Linked DNA regions of Homo sapiens: regions 2 and 3 are each linked to region 1. A link is a contact called in ENCODE Hi-C or POLR2A ChIA-PET data. All regions are on one chromosome and are shown on one strand. The core of a region is the stretch at or near the end of the contact, and the rest is flanking DNA. Distances in the headings are between cores, read along the strand shown. Region 1 holds the start of RNF44 (ring finger protein 44). Region 2 holds the start of RMND5B (required for meiotic nuclear division 5 homolog B). Region 3 holds the start of FAM193B (family with sequence similarity 193 member B).

Evidence for each region. Hi-C counts contacts between places; a loop is a spot of excess contacts on that map. ChIA-PET counts read pairs that join two places held with the same protein, here RNA polymerase II (POLR2A). Pooled maps may share reads with other maps.
Region 2: a pooled map shows a loop between it and region 1 (8-fold over the local background). The contact joins the promoter of RMND5B here to the promoter of RNF44 in region 1. A Hi-C loop is called at or near these places in 1 of 37 single-sample maps with no recorded cell type and 10 of 50 pooled maps. POLR2A ChIA-PET finds 5 or more read pairs at or near these places in 1 of 52 experiments (Caco-2).
Region 3: a loop to region 1 is called in a pooled map, with 9 times the contacts of the local background. The contact joins the promoter of FAM193B here to the promoter of RNF44 in region 1. A Hi-C loop is called at or near these places in 9 of 50 pooled maps. POLR2A ChIA-PET finds 5 or more read pairs at or near these places in 2 of 52 experiments (BJ and activated CD4-positive, alpha-beta T cell).

The regions. Positions count from the first base shown.
Region 1 is chr5:176,535,598-176,539,157 of GRCh38, reverse strand. RNF44 (ring finger protein 44) reads left to right here and starts at 1,756. Exons shown (of 11, transcript NM_014901.5): 1 at 1,756-2,218. LOC124901143 (a long non-coding RNA gene) reads right to left here and starts at 1,229. Exons shown (of 2, transcript XR_007059071.1): 1 at 1,035-1,229; 2 at 1-100. RefSeq lists enhancers at 763-942, 1,183-1,622 and silencers at 1,733-1,992, 2,073-2,262.
Region 2 is chr5:178,129,426-178,132,985 of GRCh38, reverse strand. RMND5B (required for meiotic nuclear division 5 homolog B) reads right to left here and starts at 1,972. Exons shown (of 11, transcript NM_022762.5): 1 at 1,932-1,972; 2 at 1,610-1,749. RefSeq lists enhancers at 339-868, 2,147-2,798, 2,799-3,450 and a silencer at 1,826-2,415.
Region 3 is chr5:177,553,313-177,556,872 of GRCh38, reverse strand. It overlaps FAM193B (family with sequence similarity 193 member B), which reads left to right and starts at 2,310. Exons shown (of 9, transcript NM_001190946.3): 1 at 2,310-2,624. The coding sequence starts at 2,415. It overlaps FAM193B-DT (FAM193B divergent transcript), which reads right to left and starts at 2,245. Exons shown (of 3, transcript XR_941274.3): 1 at 1,944-2,245. RefSeq lists enhancers at 2,052-2,201, 2,222-2,381, 2,108-2,611 and silencers at 2,492-2,701, 3,032-3,141.

The DNA of each region.
Region 1 (3,560 bases), core at 507-3,006:
TCCATCTTCAGTCATTGTGTTGCACAGTGATACGATCATTGCTGGTCTAAACATTGCCATAAACATGTCTGTTCCCCAAGCTGAAAGGGGGTTTCTGATTCTAAGGGAACAAAAGGTTTTCTGGCTTAAAAGACTTAAGACATAGTCTTTATAATAGCTTTCTTTAAAAATTTCAGTGGGTTATAATGCATAGGGTTTTTAAAAAAGAGCTAATGTGCAATATATACAATAGTCTATCCTACTGACCCAACTTCTCCCTTCCAGTTCTCCCTAAGGACAATTGTTAATCAGTTTCCTGTATACCCTTCCAGAAATATATGCAGATGTGGCATATGTCCAATTAAAGAAACCTGATACATACTGTTAGAACTGTTCAGCATCTTGGTTTCAATTTTTATATAAAATTTAGGATTACGAAATATACCAAAGCAGCATAGAAAATGAGCCCCCCATCCCCCTGCCCCATGGCCCACCACACAGGTTAACAGATGTTAACATTTTGCATTGGCGCCTTGTTTATGGCTGTCTTGGAGATAGCCCCGTGTCGCCTCCAGCTGCCTCTTTGTGGTAACTGCCCAAGAGTCGTTATTGATTATATGCATGCACCCAATATTCATTATTCGACCTGTTCCAGCTCTTGGATATTTAGCAAATTACTGATTTTCTGCTTATATAATTGTGGTGGAGGTAATACCCCATTTTGTATAAATTTTGCCCGGGTGGGTGGGCTTCGAGGCAAAGGAGAACGAGGCTCGGCTTTGGATTAGGTTCACACTCCTGCTCCGCCACACTTCTAGTTGTGTGATCTGGAGTAAGGGAAGGCCCTCACTTTCCCCATCTGTAAAATGAACTGGCTATAGTAATCCCTCCGTCTCATAGCTGCTGAGAGGAATAGAAAACTAAAGTATAGACGCTTCACTGGGCTTAGTTCCCAGTTTCCCTGGCTAGGGAGGTCTCCGCGGGGACACCAAACTCTCAAGCCCAGCCTAGCAGCTAGAGCGCCCAGCGCCTGCACTTTTGCTTTAAACTACAACCTGTTCCCCGCCTCTCTTCCTCCACCGCCACGCTGGGGGCGTGGCGGTTAAATGTCTCTGTGACGTCAGCGCGAGCAGGGCCAATCTCCTTGCCCGGCAGACGTTAGCTCGTTTGCATGGGTGGTCCGCCATTGGTCTGTTGGGCAATCTGGGCCGTACCAGCTTTTTAAAGACGCCGTGTAGTATAAACAAGGAGAAGTGGGGCGGCCGGGCCATGATGTCAGCGCGGTGCTGCAGCTCTTGGGGGTGACGTCATCTCCGGGAAGGTGGCCGGCCCAGGGTTGTTAGAGCCAGCATAACCACTTGGGCCGCTCTCGCCCCGTCAGAGGTCAGACCCATTGCACTTCAGTATCTCAGGCGGCACCCTGTCCCCGAGGAGGGGACCATGACACAGTAAGTCCGTACTGCCGGTTCTCCTGGCGGGACCCATTTCTTCGGCAGGGAAACTGAGCCTCAGAGGCGCGAGTAGTTAGCGAGTTTGCATAGCAAGTTCGAGTTGCAGCCGATCGGTTTTGCCCACCCTGGGGTCTCCCCATCTTTATGTCAGGATATGCGGCCCCGCCCCTTGCTTTTGACTATGGCTGCGGTCCCTTTAAGTGCGAAGGTGGGGGCGAGGAGGAGGTTAAAAAAATTCAAGATGGTGGCCCACTAGTCACGTGCGTGGTCGCGGCGAGTGATTGGCTCTCAGGGCGGAGCTCCCGGCGCGGGGCGGGGCCCCTGCGGGCTTGCAGCGGGCTACTGTTTGCCGGAGCCTCCCGGCGCGCCCCCGCGAGCCCCCTCCCGTCTGGCGCGCGACCCCGCCGCTTCGAATGTTGTGAATCAAATGTGGGGTTTGTTACATTCCGCTGCCGCCGCGGACAGTTCTTAAAGGGCCAGCCGCCGGCTGCCGCGCAGACCCAGCTGCGTCCTGCGCCGCCTCCCGCTCCCTGAGGGCCTGGGCCGAGAGAGACTGATCGCGCGTGGGCCTCGCGAGGCAGACGCCGTCGGGCGGACAACAAAGAGAGAGGCCCCGGAAGGAGCCGGGCTGCCCCCGGACCCGGGGGTGGGGAGGGGAGCACATTGTTCCGCAGGGCGGGAGCTCTTAAAGGATCCAGACAGGCACCCCCCCCCTCCCCCGCCCCCTGCCCAGTTTGGCCGTCCTAGATCGGGAACAAAGGAGTCAACGTGTGGCCGGGCGGCCAAAGGTGAGTCGGTGCCAGGGCCCCCAACTTCCTATTCCCCCACCCATGGACCTTCTGTTCCCCTCCCCTGGGAATGGGGGCCGTGATCTAGGTGGCTCCGTAGGGGTTAATCACGGGCGGTCCAGACTGCGGGCAGCGAGACCCCAGGGATCAGGAACCCCCCCCAAGGCCCCCCGTGGCCGGGCCGTATCTCCCCTCTCCTGCAGCTGAGCGCTGCGGTTGGAGAGGAAGGAGCCGCCCCCCTCCCCCTGCGGCCGCCACTTCCTTTGTTGTTGCTTTTGTCTCACGCCGAGCACATGGTCCGGGATCCTCGGCTCTTAAAGTCGCAGCGTTCTGGCCCCTGCGCTGCAGTCTCGCCTCCCGCCCCCGGTGTCCCTCCGAGAGCGGCGCAAAAGAGTAGGAAGCGGACGAGGGAGGCCCCTCTCGGGGCTGTGTCCGCGCCTCGGCCCCCCAGCACTATGCCTGGGGAGGGGTGGCTGGGTAAGCTTCCCAGAGCCCCACAGCGTGCACTTGGCCCGCGTTGGGGAGCCCCCCCTTCCCCAGGACCCTGGTTTCCTCCCCCACTAGTGTGACCACCTGGTTTCTTCTGGACTCTTCTGGTTTTATTTGGGCGCTGTGGGAAGGAAAGATTTCCACCCCCATTTTATAGCTGTGCCAACTGAGGCGCTCAGAAGCAAAGGGATTTCCTTGACCAAGGTCACTAGGGAGTCTTCTCTCCTAGTCTGGTGGTCCGGCCCTCAGCGGCCTCCAGGCACCACACGTTGGGAAGCTCTGCTTGCGCTGGGCAGAGCCTGCTTGTTTCGGGTGGGGTGTGGGGAAGTAGGAAGGGGGGCTTCTCTTCCTGGCTGAGTCTGCTCATGCCCCCAGGGTCTGACTTTGTTTTTATCTGCAAAAGGGAGTGTCTCTTCCTGCAAACAGATCCCTGGGGCTCTTAGACCAAGGTCAGGGTAGGTGCTTGGGGCACTGGACTTAAGGGGTTGGCCGGCTCTCATGGGTGGGTGTGGGGGGTTATGTTAACTGCAAAATGCATTGCGTGCCTGGGGCGGACGGGGCTCAGCGACGGGACTCTCAAGACCCGTTCACACAGAGCTCCGTGATAGGACAGCATGGAGATGTGGACGGGCAGAGCAGTTGTTAGGGGAGGCCACCTGGCCACCCTTGCTATTTGACCTTGAGCAAGTTGCTAGCTCCAACTCTGGGCCTTGCTTGCTTCTCTGTACTACAGAGCTAAAGATGGGTGCCTGAAAGAGAGTGCTCTCCCAGCCTCCTGTATGGCTTGGAGACTCGGGATTAGGTGATTTCCTCCAGCTACTGATGCCACAGGAGTTATGGCTTGGGGGAGTTT
Region 2 (3,560 bases), core at 723-3,222, 1.6 Mb before region 1:
GGCTGAGGCAGGAGAATTGCTTGAACCCAGGAGGCAGAGGTTGCAGTGAGCTGAGATGGCGCCACTGCACTCCAGCCTGGGCGACAGAGTGAGACTGTCTCAAAAAAACAAACAAACAAACAAAAACAAAAAAAAAAGATTAGACAACCTCCATTGACCCAATTCTTAACGCTTTTTTTTTTTTTTTTTTTTTTTTGTGAGGCAGGGTCTCTTCAGTTAATAGGGTTGCTTAAAAAAAAAAAAAAAAAGAGAGAGACAGGGTCTCAATCTGTTTCCCAGGCCAGAGTGCTGTGGTACAATCAGGGCTCACTGCAGCCTCGACCTCCTGGGCTCAAGTGATCCTCCCACCTCAGCCCCCCACCCCAAGAAGCTGGGACTACAGGTGCACCATGTAGTCCCACCATGAACACTCCTGAGTTCATGACACATGTAAGTGGTCCATGCAGGGCCTTTTCTCCTTTGTGTTTATTTATGTATTCCCTTTTGTCCCTATTCTTCCCCTCTCTCCCCACCACACCTGGCTAATTTTTTTGTTGTTTGTTTTTGAGACAGAGTCTTACTCTGTCGCCCAGGCTGGAGTACAGTGGCACGATCTTGGCTCATTGCAACCTTTGCTTCCCAGTTTCAAGCGATTCTCCTGCCTCAGCCTCCCAAGTAGCTGGAATTACAGACACCTGCCACCACACCCGGCTAAATTTTGTATTTTTAGTAGAGACGGGGTTTCACCATGTTGGCCAGGCTGGTCTTGAACTCCTGGCCTCAAGTGATCCTCCCGCCTTGGCCTCCCAAAGTGCTGGGGTTACAAGCGTGAGCCACTGCGCCCAGCCTAATTTTTTGGAGCGACAGGGTTTCACCATGTTGGCCAGGTTGGTCTTGAAGTGCTGAGCTCAAGCCGTCTGCCAGTCTCAGCCTCCCAAAGTGCTGGAATTACGGGCGTGAACCACCGTGCCCAGCCAATTCTTATGCTTTTGCAGCCGCGACCTCCATCCACTCTCTACCCTACATGTCACTCCTCTGCTTAAAACCAAAAGATTTCCACTGTACTTAGAAAAAACTCCACATTCCTCTCTCTGACCTACAGACTCTATGTGACCAAACCCCAATTATCCGACCTCATCTCCTACCACTCTTTCCCTTTCTTACCATACTTTAGCCACACTAGCTTGCTTTCTGTTCCTTGACTATACTCTCAGTTGATTTCTGCCCTAGGGCCTTCACACTGGCTGTTCCCGCTGCCTGGACCACTCTCTTCCCGTATCTTCCTAAGCCTGCCTCCTAATTTGGGTCTCAACGCAAATGTCCCGTCCTCAGAGATGCTCTGCTAGACCACAGTATCTAATACTGACCCCTCCGCCCCACCCTCACACCAGTTACCGTGTCATATCGCCCTCCTCCATTTTTTTTTTTTTTTTACTATACAGTCCTACTTGAAGTTTCTAATCTTTCTTTTCTCATTAACCAAAACTGGAGGGAGGAAAAAGCCCATCATTTTCCCTGGACAGCAGCGCCTACTGGGAGTTTCACCCGCATTAACATGCAAACGACAGGCAAACTCCTAGTCATCCTTCCAAAGACCCTGCTCCATAGCCCTGCCGAGCCCGGTGCGCACCTGCTCACTTCCGACCCAGCGCGGTCGCACGAGGACTGGACGTTTGAGTCCGAGCAACTCCCCCCGGCTGAGGCGGCTCTTCGGGGGCTGGGCCGGGACCTATGAGTCTGGGACTCCAGCTCCCGGCCCAGGGCCGACAACTGCGAAGAGAACAAGCCCAAGGGCAGATTGTTCGGGGCTTAGTCGTGGGTAGCAGGGGTTCTGGAGAAGGCTGGGGCCCGGGAGGCCGGCCGAGCTTTCCCCGCCGCGCGCCTCAGCTCCGCCGGCCGCTGTGCCCGCCCTCGGCCCGCACCTGCCGGCTCCCAAGCCCGCCCGCTCTCACCTCGCCCCGCAGCCCCGGCCCCGGCTTCCGGCGCCACTGTCATCGGAACCGGAAGCCGCGGCGGGCGATCGGCGGCCCGGGCCCGCCCATTGGCGGTTTTGCGGAGGGGTGGCCGTCCCACGAGCCCGCGGCTTTGCGCCTCACCGCCGAGGCTCCCCGCCGCGCATGCCGAGTGGAGTCGCCCGCGGGAACCGGGCGGCGGCCAGAAAAGCCGCGCCTGTAGTCCTCTGGGGGTCGCGCCTGGTCGTTTCCAGGTTCCGAGTCCCTCCGGCCCGGCCCCGGGCCTCCCAGTCGGCGGAAGCCCCTGGCCGCGACCGCTCCTCGCCGGCGGGCGGGTTCCCCACCCGGCAGAGGCGTCGGCCTCGCACTCAACCCAGCACCCGACTCCCGGGTCAGAAGCCCCAAGCCCCAAGTGGTTACGCTTACAGCGCTGCCCGCCCTGCTCAGTGAGGGCGGCGCGGGGGCCGTGAGGGGCAGTGGCTGGGCTAGGTGCGCACCGGCCTCGGCAGGGCTGTGGAGCAGGGTCTTTGGAAGGATGACTAGGAGTTTGCCTGTCGTTTGCATGTTAATGCGGGTGAAACTCCCAGTAGGCGCTGCTGTCCAGGGAAAATGATGGGCTTTTTCCTCTCTCCAGTTTTGGTTAATGAGAAAAGAAAGATTAGAAACTTCAAGTAGGACTGTGAACAGGCTTAGGGATCCTGGACAGAGCCTAGAAATCTCAGGAGAACTGAGAGCTCTTGAAATATGAAGTGATGCTTAAAAAAAAAAAGAAAACTCCAGGCCGGGCGCGGCGGCTCACGCCTGTAATCCCAGCACTTTGGGAGGCCGAGGCGGGCGGATCAGGAGGTCAGGAGATCGAGACCATCCTGGCTAACACGGTGAAACCCCGTCTCTACTAAAAATACAAAAAATTGGCCGGGCGAGGTGGGGGGCGCCTGTAGTCCCAGCCACTCGGGAGGCTGAGGCAGGAGAATGTCGTGAACCCGGGAGGCGGAGCTCGGAGTGAGCCGAGACGGCGCCACTGCACTCCAGCCTGGGCGACAGAGCGAGACTCCGTCTCAAAAAAAAAGAATAGAAAACTCCGGGCCGGGCGGCTCACGCCTGTAATCCCAGCACTTTGGGAGGCTGAGGCGGGCGGAACATAAGGTCAGGAGTTCGAGACCAGCCTGTCCAATATGGTGAAACCCCGTCTGTACTAAAAATACAAAAATTAGCCGGGAATGGTGGCAGGCGCCTGTAGTCCCATGATCCTAGCTACTCGGGAGACTGAGGCAGGAGAATCGTTTGAACCCGAGAGGCGGAGGTTGCAGTGAGCCGAGATCGCGCCATTGCACTCCAGCCTAGGCGACAGAGCGAGACTCCGTCTCAAAAAAAAAAAAAAGAAAAGAAAAGAAAACTCCTTTCCTGTCCCAGCCTTTCTGGTCCCCTTAGCCCGAACTTAATCTGCCCACTGGGTATTCAACAGAATTCAGTTCTGCGGAGGAGGGGGTCCAGCCCTACCCTGCCGCCCTGTGTTGGTCGCTGTCCTGGGGAACGGGGGAAGGGGAGAAGATGGGAGCTGCCCATCTGCCCTAAGGAGGAAGGGTGAGGGTTAGGAAGGAGGAGGGAACAGGCACTGACCCCAAACCC
Region 3 (3,560 bases), core at 1,061-3,560, 1.0 Mb before region 1:
CCAACACTTTGGGAGGCTGAGGCCGGAGGTTCAGGAGGTCAGGAGTTCGAGACAAGCCTGACCAACATGGTGAAACCCTGTCTCTACTAAAAATACAAAAATTAGCTGAGCATGGTGGTGCGCGCCTGTAACCCCAGCTACTCCGGAGGCCAGCAGGAGAATCACTCAAACCCGGGAGGCAGAGGTTGCAGTGAGCAGAGATCCCGCTACTGCACTCCAGCCTGGGTGGCAGAGATTCCATCTCAAAATAATAATAATAATAATAATAATAATAATAATAATAATAATAATAATAATGTATCGAAATACATCTATGTTACCTACCAAGTCTAAAGAAGCCCCAGCCCAAGTATTGCACCTCTTCCCTAGTAGGGAGTGTGATCTACAGCAGCTTTCCCTTCACTTTGTACGAAATATCTCAACATATCCCAGACTCCTAGATGGCTTACTGCGAGGCCCCTATATATTTGTGAGATTTATTATCCATCCTCTGGCACACACATCATGCCTTACCAAATCATCCAGGATATCTGCTATTCCCTTTTCTTAAGGTCCATCAAGATGATGTCATCAGTGCCTCAGCAGATTAGCCTGATATCCATTAGAATGGAGATTTAGTAAAAAAAATCCCTGTAAACTGGCAGGGTGCAGTGGCTCCGCCTGTAATCCTAGCACTTTGGGAGGCCGAGGCAGGTGCATCACCTGAGGTCAAGAATTCGAGACCAGCCTGGGCAATACGGGGAAACCCCGTCTCTACTAAAAATACAAAAAAATTAGGGGGCGTGGTAGCATGTGCCTCTAATCCCAGCTAATCTGGAGGCTGAGGCACGAGAATCCCTTGAACCCAGGAGGCGGAGGTTGCAGTGAGCTGAAATTGCGCCACTGCACTCCAGCCTGGGAGATAGAGTGAGACTCTGTCATTAAAAAAAAAAAAAAAAAAAATCCCTGTAAACTAAGTGGCTGGGTCCAGAGTGTGACATACCCTGAAGCAAGACAGTGAGGGTTTACCGCTGCCCCTGCCAGATCAATGCAAGGGATTCCTGGTGTTTGGTACAGAAGAATAACCATTGACCAGACCTCTTGTTGCCTATTAGAGACCAACAACTGTGCTGATCTGTCCCAAGAAGGACCGCATCTGGAAGAATGCCTGCAGTTGGGGTTCTTACCAGAATAAGTAAGTTTATCATAATGCTCTGTTGTTCTTCAAGGCCGTCTCTCTTCTGTTCTGGGCAAACTGAAGAGGTAATGGTGATGTGATGGGACTCACCCTGCGTCTTTCAAATCTTTGATAGTGGCATTAATCCCTGGGTGAGATAAGGTACTATTTTTGATTTATTTTCTTGGTAGTTAAGGAGAGCTCCAGGGCCTTCCATGTAGCTCTTCCTTTCAAAATAGCCCTTGCCCCATGGGTTAGGAAGCCAGTGTCAGGATTCCGCCCCTGTTGATACCAATAGCAACTCTGCATATAACCACAATTTCAGAGTACATAGCCCAGGCATGAGACAGACTTCACTCAAAACTTTTTTTTTTTAATCTGTGCCATGTACATGTATTATACAGTATATTCACAAAAAGAGGGGGGAAATTCCATTTTTAACAATTAAATACATAATTATTAAGTTTTAAAAATTCTCCTTTGTGTACCACTCCAAAATCCTCTCCTGCACATACTATTTTTTTGGAAACACCTAGTCGTCTCATCGTTATCACACCGGTTGTAACTATGTACCTACGTGTCTACCTTCCCCATCAGACTCGGGAACAAGGAGTCGGGTTTGAGTCCCACTGTCCCAAGCACAGAACGCTGGACTCCCAGTAGACCATATGTTGCAAATAAAGACCTTCGTCCCTTTCAACTCAGGCCGTCCACGAGCCCAGGAGTTCCAACAAAATGATGTACAGCAACCTTTTCCAGGCCTTTATGTTGCCTCAATATTTCTCACCTGCAAAATGGGAATGATCCGTACCTGCCTCGCTGTGCTGTCGGAAGGAGTCAGACGATGGGTGTGAAAGTATTGTAACACTATAGAAATTAATTCACTCATCCATTTAACAGGCAATTATTAAGTGCTAGGGTGGTGCAGCGCGATTACCACCGCATTACACGCGTTCCTCCAGCAGGTTGCATCCTTCCCGTCCCGCGTAGGGGGGGAAGGGCGTCTCCCCACCAAGTTTTTCTCCCAGCGAACTCCGGGTGGTGACCTTATTCAAAATGGCGCAGGCGGCCTCGGGGGCTAGTGCGGCGGCGCGGACTCCGCGTGCCCTCTGACCTGTTGGCAGCAGGCGGAGGGGGGGAACCGGGCGCCGCCATATTGGCTGTTGTCCTGTGAGGGGAGCGGTAGCGGCGGCGGCGGCGGCGGCGGCGGCGGCGGCGGCGGCGGCGTGTGGAGCGAGGGAGCGGCGCGAGCGGCGGCATGACGCGGAGGCGGAGCAGGCCGAGCGGCGGTGCGGGCAGGCGCGAGCGGGCTCGGGCCGCGGGGCCGCAGAAGCCCCAGGCGCCCGAGCCCCCGCCGCCGCCAAGCCTGGAGGCGGGAGCGGGTGCAGGCCCTCCGGAGGCGCCGGCGGAGCCCGACCACGACGGCCCCAGGGAGGATGACGAACCCAACCTGGTGCCCGGCCCGCAGGTAGGAGCGAGCGGGGAGACTTCGGCGGCTCGGGCGCTTTCACCTTCCCCGAGCGGGAGCGGGAGTGGGGCGGGGTTGGGGATGGGCCATCCTGCCGCGGCTGGGGTAGCAGCCTTCCCCCGGGTCCGGCGCCGAAGCTTTCTCCCCCGGGGCGGGAATGGAGGCTGGACCCCTCTCCCCAAAGCCGAGGCTCGGTCCGCGCTCCTGCGACTAGGCTGAAGCTGCTCCCCTCTCCCCGCCGCCTCCGGGCGTTCCGGCCGTACACCCACACTGGGACTGGGACTGGGACTGGGCTGTGATCCCGAGGCCGCAGCTCCGCTCTCGGCCCGCCACCTCCCCCGGGCCCACCTGCTCCCTCAGCCACAGGCCATCTCGGGGCTCTGGGACTGGACGACTGCAGCCTCTTCCCTCTGCCCCCGGGAACGGCTCCACTCCGTCCCCTGCAGCGCCTGCAGCCGCGGCCCCCTCAGCAGCTGTGTCTCCTGGCGCCTCCTCGCCATACCCAGCAGAGCAGTTGGAGCAGACAGCCAGGCTGCCCGGAGGAGTTTTTGGTGGGGTTTCTGCACTGAGGTGGAAACCCAGCAGAACCTGCCCTTCTTCCCTCCCCTGCTCCGCAAGGCAGCCCACCCCGACCTTGAGATCCCAGGTTTGGAGAATCCTGCTGAGAGCGAACAGTAGGAGGATTCCCCAAAGCTTCCAGCTTGCCACCTGGAAGAAGGTCACTTTCTTTTGAGCAAAGGAGATAACGGGAGGTACCCTGCCAAAGTTCACTGAGAGGCGGGGGTGACATGGGCCACGGTTGCTCTGGGAGGGTTGTGGCACTCGGGGCTGGGTGGCTCTCCCTAAGCTTGCTCTGACAAAAGAGTTTTGAGTTGGTCTTTTGGCTGAGCCTGCCCAGGAAGGCAGGCTCCTGCAGGAGTCTTGGAGGGTCGGATG